Linked DNA regions of Homo sapiens: all the other regions are linked to region 2. Evidence: chromatin contacts called from ENCODE Hi-C or POLR2A ChIA-PET data. All regions are on one chromosome and are shown on one strand. The core of a region is the stretch at or near the end of the contact, and the rest is flanking DNA. Distances in the headings are between cores, read along the strand shown.

Evidence for each region. A loop is a pair of places that touch in the nucleus more often than their neighbours do. ChIA-PET counts read pairs that join two places held with the same protein, here RNA polymerase II (POLR2A). Pooled maps may share reads with other maps.
Region 1: a map of dorsolateral prefrontal cortex shows a loop between it and region 2 (2.1-fold over the local background). The contact joins two enhancer-like sites. A Hi-C loop is called at or near these places in 1 of 168 maps with a recorded cell type or tissue (dorsolateral prefrontal cortex), 1 of 37 single-sample maps with no recorded cell type and 4 of 50 pooled maps. POLR2A ChIA-PET finds 5 or more read pairs at or near these places in 2 of 52 experiments (MCF 10A and activated CD4-positive, alpha-beta T cell).
Region 3: a map with no recorded cell type shows a loop between it and region 2 (2.4-fold over the local background). The contact joins two enhancer-like sites. A Hi-C loop is called at or near these places in 2 of 37 single-sample maps with no recorded cell type and 5 of 50 pooled maps.
Region 4: a loop to region 2 is called in a pooled map, with 2.3 times the contacts of the local background. The contact joins two enhancer-like sites. A Hi-C loop is called at or near these places in 2 of 168 maps with a recorded cell type or tissue (CD8-positive, alpha-beta T cell and mammary epithelial cell), 3 of 37 single-sample maps with no recorded cell type and 13 of 50 pooled maps. POLR2A ChIA-PET finds 5 or more read pairs at or near these places in 2 of 52 experiments (B cell and HEK293).

The regions. Positions count from the first base shown.
Region 1 is chr10:72,043,263-72,046,867 of GRCh38, forward strand. No RefSeq gene overlaps it. Among named protein-coding and RNA genes, the nearest start is that of SPOCK2, 43 kb to the right of the region's middle. Within about 2 kb of position 1,674, at least 14 of the 41 ENCODE cell types and tissues checked have a DNase peak (open chromatin) inside an H3K27ac peak, as active enhancers do; they include dorsolateral prefrontal cortex, where a contact is called at or near this core.
Region 2 is chr10:71,816,023-71,819,068 of GRCh38, forward strand. It overlaps PSAP (prosaposin), which reads right to left. Exons shown (of 14, transcript NM_002778.4): 12 at 3,009-3,046; 13 at 2,595-2,702; 14 at 276-1,454. The coding sequence ends at 1,419. Among named protein-coding and RNA genes, the nearest start is that of MIR7152, 27 kb to the left of the region's middle. Within about 2 kb of position 1,797, at least 13 of the 41 ENCODE cell types and tissues checked have a DNase peak (open chromatin) inside an H3K27ac peak, as active enhancers do; they include dorsolateral prefrontal cortex, where a contact is called at or near this core.
Region 3 is chr10:71,619,402-71,623,280 of GRCh38, forward strand. The region is part of intron 11 of CDH23 (cadherin related 23); the gene reads left to right. Among named protein-coding and RNA genes, the nearest start is that of C10orf105, 98 kb to the right of the region's middle. RefSeq lists an enhancer at 2,807-3,410. Within about 2 kb of position 1,935, at least 12 of the 41 ENCODE cell types and tissues checked have a DNase peak (open chromatin) inside an H3K27ac peak, as active enhancers do.
Region 4 is chr10:71,602,536-71,606,093 of GRCh38, forward strand. The region is part of intron 9 of CDH23 (cadherin related 23); the gene reads left to right. Among named protein-coding and RNA genes, the nearest start is that of CDH23-AS1, 92 kb to the left of the region's middle. Within about 2 kb of position 2,201, at least 2 of the 41 ENCODE cell types and tissues checked have a DNase peak (open chromatin) inside an H3K27ac peak, as active enhancers do.

The DNA of each region.
Region 1 (3,605 bases), core at 424-2,923, 230 kb after region 2:
CTGGTTCTCTGTTGCCAATTTGCTGTGTGATTGGGATGAGTCCTTAGCCCTCTCTGGGCCTCAGTTTCCTTGGCTGAACAGTAAGGAAGCTGTTTGGGGTGAGCTCTGGCAGGCAGGAGCCTACTGTCCTCACTCTCCTGCAGGGCTGGCAGGGAAGGGAGAGAGATAGGCTGGGTGAGAAAGGGTCTCTGGGGAAAGGAGGAGAAGAGGGGCTTTCCTGGGGCTGATAGAGGCAGGGGAGCATCCGTGCAGAGGTGACACGGGGCGCCGAGGGGGAGGTTCCGCTGTGGTTAGGAGCTGAGTTCAGAACTCACACTTGGGTTTGGATCCTGGCTGTGCTGTCTACTTGCTGGGTGACTTTGGGCAAGCAGCTTAACCTCTCTGGGTCTGTTTTCTTATCTGCAATATAGATGAAACGGCCATCCCTATCTCACGAGGGTGCTCTAATTAGATGAGGCAGGGCCTATGAAAGGCAAAGGTGGTCAGGATGATTGAGGGCAATGGCGCTTTGCGAGCTGATACTACCTTACAACAACCCTGAAAGGTGACACTGTCAATCCTTGAGCCCTGAAGAAATGGACAATCAGTGCAAGAAAGTGTCACCCAGCAAGAAAGTGAACAGGACCAAGCTCCCCTACTCCACGAGGGTTCCCCAGAGGCATGTACAATGGAAATTGACAACAGGAAAATCAGCAGCCCAGTCACCATTTGAAAAGAAGCTCATGGCCCGATGCAGTGGCTCACGCCAGTAATCCCAGCACTTTGGGGGCCAAGGCAGGTGAATCACCTGAGGTCAGGAGTTTGAGATCAGACTGGCCAATATGGTGAAACCCCATCTCTACTAAAAATACAAAAATTAGCTGGGCATGGTGACAGGTGCCTGTAATCCCAGCTACTCAGGAGGCCGAGGCAGGATAATCGCTTGAACCTGGGAGGTGGAGGTTGCAGTGAGCCAAGATCTTGCCACTGCACTCCAGCTTGGGCAACAGAGCGAGACTCTGTCTCAAAAAAAAAAAAAAGAAAAGAAAAAAAGAAAGAAAAGAAAGAAAGAAAAATGATGAAAGAACCACCCCCCACAAAAAAATGAAAGGGAGACAGACAGGAAAGAAAGGAGGGCAAGAAGGAAGGAAGGAGGGAGGAAGGAAGGAAGTGCAGACAAGCCCCTGACCCATAGCACTGCACACAGCCTCTTCCCAAATGCCCTGGTGCAACCATGCCAGGACGGCCTGGAGCAGCACCTGCTGGCCACTTCCCTGGCCGCACGGTGCTGGCATCCTCCCTGCAGTCCAGCAGCCGTCCTCCACTGGCCATAAAGGCCCCTTTCTCTGGTGGCTGTTTGTGTTGGGCCCTACCCACCTCCACGGGCAGCCTCCAGACACTGCTGGCAGGCACGAGGACACAGTCCCTGCCCGCTGCTGAAGGGCCGCCTTTGTGGACACATGAACCAGCCGGCTGGTGCACCCTGGCCCTTGGAAGCCAGCTGCTTCCCCCTCCTGCTCATCCAGGAGGTAAACAGGACCGACAGCCAGCCTCTGCCACGTTCCCAGCCCCCTCCCCACCCAGCTCTGCGAGGTCCTGAATCCAGGAATGAACACACAGCCCCTGTTCTTCCTCAACCCACAACATAAGTCACTGCTTCTCTGGCCAGGCAGCATGTATCACAGGCACCACTGACGCGTGCTGCCTGGAAACAGGGCCCAGTCCTGCTTCCGCAGGCCTCCTGGAGCTGTGGGTGAGGCAGGACCGGGATCCGCCTGGGGCCACAGCTAGGGACAGTTCCAAGGTGTATTTCTCATTTTTAAAACACTGCATGTATTTAAACATGCCCTGCCTTGTTCCAGAGAAGATCTAAAGCAGCTACAAGGACACATCAGATGCAACCAGTGTAAATGAAGACTCGGATGAAATGCTCAGAATGACTTTTTTTTTTTTTTTTAAGAGACAGGGTTTCACTCTGTTGCTCAGGCTGGAGTGCCGTGGTGGGATCCTAGCTCACTGCAGCCTCAAACTCCTGGGCTCAAGCAGTCTCCCTGCCTCAGCCTCCTTAGTAGAGACTATAGGTGCACGCCACCACACCAGGTCGAGATTTTGAGTATAGTTTAAAACAGAGGAACATCAGAAGCCATGTAAATGTTCAATGATAGGGAATTGATTAAATAAATTACAATATAGCCACACAATTCAATTCATAATATTTATTATGCAGTGATTAATACTGAAGTTATAGGTATAGAACCTAATTAATTTACTACTTATGTATTTATAGAACCTAATGGCAAGTTTGTATGTATAGGCCTAAGAGGATTTTTCCTCAAAGGGAGCTAGAAGTCTCATGACCTTCTTGAAATGACTATGGCCTCCAAGAAGTCAAGAGTCACAGTATAAACTCTATGTATTGTAAAATCCCACTTTTACGTATGTGTGTAGTCTGGGAGGCTGTACCACAAACTTCAAAGTGTCCTTATCTCTGAGTATTAGAATTGTGTATTTTTTCATCATTCTTCTACCAGCGTGATCTATGCCCTTATCATGGTAAGCCACAACTGTGGCCATACATCTTCAAGCAACCAAAGCAAAACCAAAAATGTGGTCAGTTACTATTTCCCAGTGTTCATAGGAGAAAATAAGTGACTGCTTTTGGCATTAAAGAGGGTAGAGAGTTCTCTGGAGAGGCAGGGCAACTGGGAAGGAGGCTGGCTCATAGAGTGTGAGGACAGGGTGCAGGGAAGCCTCGATGAGGGGCTGAGGCATCTGCAAATATCAGACAATCCATCTGTCCAGGGGAACACCTGGCAGCCTCCCTCGGCTGGCCCCATTCAGGAAAGGGGCTGACTCATTTCTTCAAAATAGGATAGAGTGAGATGGGGTCAGACACTCGCTGTTCGCTTCTTCATAAGAAGGACAGGTAGCAACATCGCAAAGAGTCAGCCAAGAGTTGTCGACTGTCTGGCACAAGTAGAAGAATATTTGGAGGTTACTGAAATCAGAATATACAGAAAGCTGTTCACTCCACCCAAGCCTAGGAGGGCTTTTCCACCAACCTCAGAGGAAAATCTACAGAACATATTCAAAAGTGTTCCAAATATCTATTGCTGAGTCACAAATCACCCCAGAACTTAGTGAACTAAAGTTCACAACAGCAATCCTTTTATTATCTCTCATAGTTTCTGAGGTCCAGGAAATCAGGATGGGCTCAGTTGGGTGGTTCTGGCTCAGGAAGGATCTCATAAAGTTGTAGTCAGATGGAGGCTGGTGTTGGAATGGCTCAAGACTGGAACAGCTAGGGATGGCCGAGTGTCTCTCTTCATATAGTCTCAGGGCCTCTCCATGTGGTCTCTTCATGTGTGACAGCTTGTGCTTCCTAACAGCATGGCAGCTTCAGGATGGCTAGTCTACTTATATGGCAGCTCGGGCCTCCAAGCCCAAGTATTCTAACTGACCAAGCAGAAGCTGCATCACATACTATAGGCTAGGATTGGAAGTCATCCGTGTTACTTCCATTGCTTTCTATTGGCTATGAGCAAGCAACAGGCCCAACAGATTCAAAGATGCAGGACACAGACCTCTCCATGGAAGGAGTGTCAAGGTCACTCAACATCATGTAG
Region 2 (3,046 bases), core at 547-3,046:
TCTCAAGGAACTGGCAACGTGCTCTGACTCTGGCCTCTAGGGAGCAGGGACAGGGGCAGGTGAAGAGCAGAGCCGACCTTCAGGTGCGCCTGACCTACTGCTGGCCCTGAGTCTTGGGGAGGATGAGGTGGGATCTTCCTTTATCCACTTTGCTTTCATTCTCTGGCCAAGATGGGTCATGGGAGTGCTGGGCCCCAAAGGTGTCATGGGCTCAGAGCTCATCAGAGAGGAACAAACTCTTCCAGCTGAAGGGTCACAGAAACATTAGGCCCAGATCTGGCTAACAGAATTTTATTGTTAAATCACAGAAACTTTAGTGCAAAACAAAAATCACGAAGTCCATTTAATAGCAACTTCATGTCCTGCTGGCTTTGCTTGCTGTCTCCTGGCAACCAGAAGTGGACAGAAGCGTGGGTGCCCAAGTGGGCCACAGACAGCTTCCAACCCCCACACCCCAGCATCCAATCCACACCCAGCAGACCCTTCGGCATGCCGCCCTCTACCAGGAAGCCAGAGGCCTAGGAGCTCGCCATCCATATTTATTTGAAAAGGTCAAAAGGAGCATCTATGAGACAAGGGAGGGGTGCAGGCTGAAGCAGCGCCTCAACAGCCAGGGACATGTAGGCAACACGAGCAGGCACAGCGCGGCCACCACTGTCCACACGCTCACACAAGCCAGGCCCGCAGGGCCTTCGGAGAGCTAGCAGGTTACATTCAGGCAGATGGCCCTCTTCCCACCCAAACCCACAGAACCCCAAACAAGGCATCACCAGGAAAGACACGGGAAAGCCAAATCACAGTTGAACCAGGGACAGAGAACCCTTGGCCCCACTGATGTCCCAAGCCACCAGCAGCTGCTTCCAAAATCCCTATGCTATTACAGTGGGAATTACATCATTTAAAAAGCCTGATTATTCCAGGCTTCTAATCTTTCATATAAAACTGCCTTTGTTTTGCTGCTTTGTTCAACTGAGAGGCCCAGGAAAGCGGGGAGGGTCCCTGATCAGGGCAGGAGGCCACCTCAGAAGCCCAGGCCCACCAGTGCCCAAGCACATGTCAGGGCTCAGAACAAGGCCTCAACCAAGAGGGTTGATGGCCTCCAGTCAAGAAACTGTGGCTCATGCCAGCAGAGCTCTCTCCTCCTCCAGCAGGCGCCATGCAAGGGCAGGCTAAAAGACCTCCAGTGCATCAACATCCATCTAGCAGAGAGAAAAGGGGCACTGAAGCAGCTATGTCTGCCAGGGGCTAGGGGCTCCCTTGCAGACAGCAATGCTACAATAAAGGACACAGAAATGGGGGAGGTGGGGGAGCCCTATTTTTATAACAAAGTCAAACAGATCTGTGCGTTCATTCCCCCAGACACACAAGTAGAAAAAAACCAATGCTGTGGTTTCTGCCAAGATGGAATATTCCTCCTCCTAGTTCCACACATGGCGTTTGCAATGCTCGACAGCCTGGTAGGAGAGAGGAAGCTGAGTTTAGTCTTCGGATGAAAAACTCCGTTCCCGGCCCATCAATGTATCAGATATCACCCCAAAACAGGACCTGTTCTCTTGTCCTAGGTCAGCTGGATGGCACCAGATGCTGAAGACCCAGGACAGGATCTCACTTAAAAACAGGGAACACGTGGCCATCAGAGTTTTGGGAACTTCTAAGGCACGAGTCCAGAGCAGCAGATGCCTGCAGCAGTTTGCAGATGAGTACCCACGCAGGCAGGGCTCAGGACCCTTCATCTACCTGCACCCGGCACCCAGCGTCCTGCTAGCAGCCTGCACACTAACTCCCAGGCAGAACCTCCTTGCCTGAGTTAGGCTACACACCAGCTCGGGCCTTGAGAAGCAGGCCCACATTTCCCCAGGACAGCAGCAGAACCAGCTGTGGGGTGGGGCTGGCGGTGGAGATGGGCTGGAGCCTAGCTGGAGGAAAGAGCTGGACATGGCCAGAATGGGGGCCCCCTGCCCCTCCCTGCAGTGGTCCGAAATGACACAACCGCCACTGACATGGTCACAGGGAAGCCCGGTGAGGAAGGAAAAGTTGCACAAAGCAACATTAAGTAACAGGGACCGAACCAAACATCCCCACCCAGGGAAGCAGCACAAGTCACCCAACTGGTGGCTGCCAGGCCAGGCCAGGGCCACAGTGCCCTAGGGCTGCTGGGCAGGGGCCAGTTCTCAGGGCCTTGAGTGAGGACTCGGGCCCGGCTTCAGCAAGGGCAAACATGTTCCCGGGGGACAGGACCTGGGCAAAGCTCTGGGCAATGAATCCCACAGACCTTGTACAATCCCTGGAGTGACCTTGTACAAGTCTGACACTGTCACAAGGGAAATGAAGACAAAAGCAACAAAGCAGAAGCAAAAAAATACTAAAAAAAATAAATAAATAAAATCCACCCCACCCTTCACTACAAGAGTGTAGTTCACCCTGTCTTTTCTAGGGGACCATGAGTAAGCCTAACCACCTCTCTGGGCCTCAGCTTTCTGATAACATAAAAGCAGGGTGGAGAGTTGATCACTGGGTTCCCATTAAAGCAGGATTCTCACACAGGCTACCCCAGGGCAAGACAGGCTGGTGACACTGTCTGCTGAGCTACTCACATTGCACTGGGCTGCTGTCTCTGTGTTCTGGCACCAGTAGCTTGGGCCCCATATACACTTCTCAGTTCCCAACAAGGGCTTATGGGCCGAGGGGCAGGCTCCAATTTTCTATATGGTGAGAAAAGGAAAGAAGAAAGGGGGAGAATGAGAGCTGCCCGATGTATCGCTTTCAAAACTAAGAAAACAGTTTCCAGAAGGAGCTAGGATCACAGCTCCACCACGCTCTTTCAGAACATCAGGGTTGCTGAGGAAAGCGATGGGGCTTGGGGGGCTGGCTCCCTACCTTCTTGGCTCTCCCGCAGCAGAACCCAGAGACTCCACCCCACGGCCAAGTCTCAGAGCAACCCTTCCGGGTCTCTGCAGCCCCCCAGGTTACAGCTGCCCGAGAGGACCACACCACCCAGTGAGGCTCACCAAGCACACGAAGGAAGGATCCATCACCTCCACCAGGA
Region 3 (3,879 bases), core at 685-3,184, 200 kb before region 2:
GTTCTAATATGTTCTCACACCCTAATGGATCACCTTGTATCCCCCTTTAGGGCAGGCACCTCCTTTTGGAGATGACTGTATGAATGAGATGCTCAGAAGAAAGTCCCATCTGTGGTTTCAGGAGAACCATAATGCCCAAGAGAAGAGAAATGTGGATACCAGCGTGGGGTCCAGGTCCAGTGACCACAGGCAGTGAGGGGTCAGCTGTGGGGCTGAGAGGATCAGGAGAGGTTCTATGGTGAGAGGGGCCTAGGGCTGCACCCAGAGGCACACAGGAAGATTGGCTGGCCACAGCAGGCCATAATCCAGGCAAGCAAGGATGTGTGCAGTGGGGAGGTAGGCCGGGACCCAGGTCTCAGAGGGCCTCAAATGCCAAGCCAAGGAATTGAGGCTTGATCTTGGAGGCAACCCAGAAGGAAGACAGCTTGTGTGGGGGCAGCACAAGCTCTGGAGTCAGACAGGGCCTGTGTTTCAGCCTGGCCTTGCCATGTACTAGCTGTGTGACCTCAGGTAAAGTAATGAGCCTCACTTTGTTCATTTGTTTAAAAAAACAAATAGAAAAGAAAGAGAATGCATCCATCAGCTTATATTGCAGTAACAAGTTAGGCCCCACATAAAAGTTGATTTCTCACGTGGACGACTAGGCTAGCACAGGTGGACAGGGAAACCCTACCCCGTGTAGTGGCTGAGGAGCATGATCTGCAGGTCCCTCGGTCCCTGCAGCAGGGAAGAGGCAGCTGGAAGGCTAAGTACCAGCTCTTCTGTGCTTCATCCCAGAAGTGGCTCCGTGACTTCTACCCAATGACTATTGGCCAGAACTAGTTATGTGCCCCCACCTCACCACCAGCAGGCCAGGAAGCGTGGGGAAGGTGCCGAGTAGTTGTCTCTGCCACAGAGAAGGAGGCATGTACAGGGCGTGGCACAGCGCCCAGTACGTTAGCCGTTGTCATCATTCAGGAGCCGCAGCTCCTGACCAGGCCTGAGTCCAGCGAGTGCCACCAGATGTAAGGCCGGAACCCCCCAGGACTGCTCACCCCAACTGGTTGGGGGCAATGTAACCCTGACACCTCCGATTTTATCTCAGGCTGCCTTTGCTAGAAGCACTTTCTGAAATGTCTGCAGGAATGCCCAGGAGTATCTGGGTCCAACCCGCCTCTAGTGACCGCCCCCCACCCAGGCTCAGCCATTGGCACACCCGCTGCAGTCAGGGCACCCAACCCCACCAGGGACCATTCCCTGCTCTCCATGGCTGTTTTCCCAAGGGAGCTGGTCAGTGTCTCTGACAGTGCAGGCCTGGCCTCCTCTTCTCCAGGGCACAATAACTTGCAGAGACAGAGCCAATGAGGAGAGGCAGCCCAGGAGCCCAGGCCACCCAACCCTGAGGTCACCTTGGCCATTTTCCAGCCTCCAGATGGGGCGGCCCCCAAACCATCCCTCATGTGGCACCGGGCTCATTCCTCAATAAGAGGGAGGGATGAGTTGCTTTCGGCCCAGCCCTGCTCTCGTGTATCTCATGTTCTTCTCTGGAGGAATCCGGAGCTGGCCGGGTGAATGCATCAGAGGACCAGTCTTGGATATAGGGGAGGCCCCATCATGATGGAGGATCAGGCCCAGGGACCCCCGTGTAGCATTTAGCCACATTGTCAACAGGAGCAAAAGAAGGACTGCAAAAGCAGTTAAACATTGCCTGAGTGTCCAGAGCCAGAAAAATCAGGGAACCACAAAGAGAAATCAGGCAACTGTTAGAGAAAAGATTTTTAGAAAAGTGTTGTTTCTTGCCAGTCCATTTCTGAGGAAAAAATACATCTGTTGGGATTTGTGTCTGGGTTGAAGGTGACTCTGGATTTGCTTGGTGTGGCAGGAAAATGTGTTCGTTGAGTAAATTCTCTGAAGGGAAGGGAGCCAGCAGAGCAGTCAGAACCCTCTGTCCCAGGCTCTGTGGAGCCACGTGACTCTCACATGCCCACGATTAGTGTGAGGATCCCACTAAATCTAACTCCTGATTGCACTGAATGGTGCACGGGGGTGGGGCATGCTTAGTTTGGCTCACCAGTGTAATCCAGGCCCTCATGCTCTGCCTGGAACGTTGATGGCACTCTGGAAATGAGCATTGGTTGAGTTAATGCATGGTTAAATGCCCAAGTATCAGCGAGATGGCCCAGGGCTTTTTCCAAACCAGGTCTGGCTGAGTTTGTGTAGCAAGGATGACCTCAGAAATCCTCTGCGGGGCAGTCGAGGGAGCTGATGCAAAACAGAAAGGGAAGGAAGAAGCAGTGTAACCTCTCCATAGGAACTCTGTGGCAGTCTCTCCTAATGAGGATGCTAATCGAATTCACTGCCGCCACCAGATCGAAGATTCTGCTCAGTCTCTCACTGAGTCTCAGACTCTGCTAGACCATTCACAACAACAAAGGTGCTTGAAAGCAGTCCTTTCTGTCTCCCAAGGACTCCATTCACATTGTCAAGTCTCACTGAGTAATTTCTTTTCCTTTGCCTGGCTATAGAAAACCCACAGACACCAGGGAAGGAAAGGACAGGGTGGGCTGAAACCAGCAACAACCCATTTGTACCTTGTGACAGTTGAGATGCAAATAGCTGGTTGTGATGCAAATCAGAAAAAAAAAAATCCAAAAGGCAGAAGCCCCAGAAGTCAGCCTTGGTGTTGGGAGCTCATCTCTGAGTTTCAAATTAAAGGTTGTGGCAGCCTCATTCCCCTGCACCTGGTGGCTGGGCGTTTTCTTGTGTCTTCCTTGGTGTTCTGGGGAGCCACGGTGAATCGGCAACTCACTCACCCACCTGGAGTCCTATAATGTATATATCCTTAAACCCCCTGTGCCGCCCTTGCCCCCAACATATTCTTTGTATTTTCTCCACTTGGGTCAACTTTTCCTCTCCTGGCCTTGCCTGCAGCCCTCCCCTGCCTCACCTCATTAACATGCCTGGAAGCTGAGTCAGCCACTGGCAGTCCTGTTTTCCCTTCTGCATGGGGACAGTTTGTTGCGCGGGTTGGAATTTTCTGTTCAGTTGTCCTAGAAAACGTTCCTCCACTTAGGCGCCAGTGGATTACCTCTGTGTGGCATCCCCCTCCGAAGAGTCAGACTAGCAGAAGGGGGCGGGGGACGGAGGCAGGGTGGCTCGGAGACCATCCACACCTCTGGGTGCCTTACAAATCCCAGCAAGGGGTATTGTTCTTAAATAGTTGTTTCATTATGCACGACCCCTCCCCGCTGACCCAGATAGCTGAAAACTGACAGTTCCTCTCATCCGCTGTCAGGAGAAATACCATTTGCGGATGTCCTGCCTTCCTTCTCCAGAGCTGGGAGCATTTGATCCACTTTCCTCTGCCTCACTCCTGACCCCCAGCTTCTCAGAACACACTTGCTGCTGTCCTTGAGAATATTTTGTGCAGAGGAGAGGGATCGGGGTAGGGATTGGGACACCACTCTCTTCCCCACCCCAGAGAGGCCTCAGCTGCCAGATTCTGGCTGCTTCTGGGAATTGGAATATTTCAGAAAGGCCTTCGGGCCTCATTAATTTGCCGAACCCCTGGCCTTCCTGAGGGACTATGCTGAAACTTACGCAGGTTGGGGGTTAGTTATTAATTCAAGCAACAAGTGTTATGTGCACCAACTATGTGCCTGCCACTGTGCTAGGTCCTGGGGGGACTGAGCTGAAGATGTAGCCTCTGCCCTCCCAGAGCTTATATTTCCTTCCAGTGGGGAGACAGAATTGCAGTAGAAATGGATGTTCAGAACTCTATAAACAGGGTGAGTGAGTGACAGGGTGGGATAGGGTGATTCCTGACTGTGGTCCCAGAAAGCCTTCAGAAAGGTGCTGTTGGAGCTGAGGTTAAGTGGCATGGAAGGTGCAGCCATGCAG
Region 4 (3,558 bases), core at 951-3,450, 210 kb before region 2:
GGCAGTTGGAGGGGGAGGCTGGACCCTGGGCAGTAGGATTTGGAGGGAAGTTTCAGGGGCACCAACCCTCTTTGTCCCACAAACTTCAGGGTGCACCTGTCACTGCCATTGCACCCCACCCTGCCCCGCTCTGCCCATCTTTCCTGCTTAACGTCATCCAGTCTGTGGCACTGCACAGCTCCACCTGCCCCAGGCACCCAGTTCACCATCTTTGACGCATCCTGACATGGGTTCAGCACTTTACAGTTTGTAAAGCATCTTCAGATTCCTTATCTCACTGAACCTCTAAACAGCCCTGTGAGAGGGGAAGGTATTCTCACCTCCAAAGAGGAAACTGAATCTCAGAATGTCCACAAGCCCCAAATGATGAAACCAGTCTCTTAAATTCACATCCACTCCTTTATGAGTTCTCCAGTCGGCTTCCTCATACATGTGCCTTGTCCTTCCCCGAAGATGACCAATCTTCCCCATTAGACGGTGGGCTCCCTGGGGGTATGACCCACCCCATACCTGGTACGGACAGGCCCAGTGGTAGATAGGTGGTCTCTGGTGTCCCCACTTCCCGAGAAGCTTCATCCCTGGGCCCATCTTTCCCATGTCCCATTGCTGGATTGGAGCCAGAGGAGGGGGTGACAACACGTCCAGGATGACAGACAGCGCGTGCCCCCTCCTCCTGCCATGGGCTTTCTTCTCCTTGGGCGTCTGATCACCGTCCTCTTTGTTTTCTTAAGTGTCTCTCCCACTCCTTCCTCCCTCCCCCTCCTTCCCTGGGACAAGGCCTTTCAGATCATCAAATATCAAACACTGCTTATGCACAGACTGAGATGGCTTTATCGGGGCTGTAAATCTCCCTGTGCCCTGACCTCTCTTGAGTGCCAAGCCTCGGGTGAGTTATGTGGGCCCTGCCCAGTGACAGGCAGAACAGACAGCCAGCCCTCTGGGAGGCACAGGCTGGGGGACCTGGGGCACCTTGGCTCCCACTCTTAGCCCAAGGAGAGACCCCAGTTGAAGGGAAGCATGGGTGTTTGGGCCTACCTGCCCCAGGCCCCGGAGGTAACCGGGTGCCAAGCAGGCAGCAGGGGGGGCCTCCTTTTCCTGCTCTCCTTTTCCTCACCTTGCTCACCTCCTGGCCAGACTCCGGGCCCCAGGGCTGAGGGAGCACCAGTCCCACACAGGAGAGGCAAGGCCCATGGCAGCCATGAGGGCTATGTGAGACCCAAAAGACCCAGGTTCTAATCCCAGCATGGTCACTTAGTAACCATGTATCCTTGGACATGTCACTTCACCTGACAGTGCCTCAGTTTCCTCATCTGATAAATGGGTAGCAGTGCTGGCTTCACACGGTATTTTGTGGATCCAGTGAGGTCGTGCATGTGAACAAACATGTGAAGCGCTTGGTCAACAGGCAGAAGCACGCATCTTCCCCATCTCTCAGGGGCAAGCAGCATGTGGACTAAGCCTGTAGTCTCTAGAGGCAGACAGGCTGGCCTGGAATCCTGGCTCTGTGACTGGCCAGTGGTGTGACTTCAGGCAAATCATTTAATCTCTCTGTGCCTCTGTTTTCTCACCTGTAAAATGGGAATAACAATAATAATGGAAGGCCAGGCATGGTGGCTCATGCCTGTAATCTAAGCAACATGGGAGGCTGAGGCAGGAGGATCCCTTGAGCCCAGGAGTTTGAGGCTGCAATGAGCTGATTGTGCCACTGCACTCCAGGCTGGGTGACAGGGTGAGATCCTGTCTCTAAAAATAAAAAATAAATAAAAAGAATTTTAAAAGCTAAGAGTGGAATAATGACGATGCCCTCACAGGAGGAGGCCTTGAGGAGTAGCTGACCAACTCACATGAAGTGCTGAGCACCTCGTCTGCCACGCAGCGGGCCCACAAGAAACGTCAGCCCTTGTTATTGCCCCTTTTCTCTCTGCCATCACCCAGTCCATGCCCTCGTCACCAGCAGGCTTTCCTGCCTCCAGCCCAACCCCTGCAGGAGCTCCTCAGAGCCAGACAAAAATCCAAACTGCTTCCTCCTCTGGGCATCAGCCTCTCCTGACAGCTTCCTGTGAACTCTCTGCTTCTCCTGCTGGCTCCCCACCTGGGAAGCCATGGTCCCACCTCCACCCTTTTGCTCAGGCCAGTCTCCCCAGCAGGAGTGCCCTCTTCCTCCATACTTACCCCAGCCCTGCCCTCCTCCTCCAGCCTCCTGCAGAATCTTCCAGGGCCTGGCAAGCTGCCCTCAGCAGGACTGGGCCCCTTTTGGCACAGGTCCTATTTCCTCATCTAGACTAGATGCCACTTGGAAGCAGAGACCTCACCTTTCCAGTGCCTCGCAGCTCCTCTGTGAGCAAATTCCTTCCTTCATCCTAGCTGATGTAGCAAGACCAGGGCGGGAAAGGCCCCTGCCCTCAGGGAGATTAAATCTGGTGAATTGTTGTTAGTAATTGTGGTAACCCAGGGAGAGGAAGAATTACACATTAAAATGAATCAGTTTGCAAAGCAGCCTGCATCTAGCACCAACTTGGAACACAAAGACACACACCATCAAACACTGGGGGGTATTTTGGTGCAGTAAAATATGAATAACGTAAAATTTACCATTTTAAAGTGTGCAATTCCGCGGCATTAATTACATTCACAGTGTTGTACAACTGTCACCACTAGGAAGTTGTAGAACTTTGGGGATTATTTTTTAAAGGAACTTGTATTGACCTTTTTTTTTTAAAAAAAAAAAGAAAGACAACAAATGTAATTCAGATCAATCAAAAGAGAAAGTTGAAATGGCTGGAGCAATGGTTCTTCATTGGGGCGATTGTGCCTCTCAGGAGACATTTGGCAATGTCTGGAGATTATTTTGATTGTCATATCTGGGGGAAAGTGCTACCAGCATCTAGTGGGTAGAGGCCAGGGGTGCTGCTGAACAACTCACAATGCACAGGACTGCCTCCCACAACAAAGAATTATCCAGCCCCAAATGCCACAGTGCTGAGTCTGAAAACCTCTGTCCTAGCACTATCACTCAGATAATCTGTGTTCACATTTTGCTAACATTTCATTCCTTTTTTCTATGTGCACATTTTTTAAGCCAAAAAAAGTATCTTATGGAACTGTGCTGATCATTGTCCTTTTTTAAAACACATCATAAACACATCTGTTTTTTCAAGTTACAAGCATCTCTTCTGCAACGTTTTAGTGGCTTGCTGCATTTCATATCATAACTTATTTAATGAATCCCCTATTGTTGGACATCTAGGTTACCTCCAGTTTTTCTTACTAAACAGCACTATGGTGAACATCCTGGTGACTGCATTTATGGGCACATTCATGATTATTCCCTTTGAAGAAATTCTCTCCATGGCAGTGTAAAGGTTTTTCAGGAAATAGGTTCTTATTTCAGCCATAGTCCCTGGTGATGTCTTTCTGGTCCCCATCAAAACATCCTCAGAGGACCAGGGGCCGCCTCTCTGAGGCTTTCCATTTTACAGGGAGCCATGCACAGTGCATTGCTGTGGGTGGAAGAGTGTGGCTTGACCCTTAGCAAACTGGCATGATAGATTTCACTAT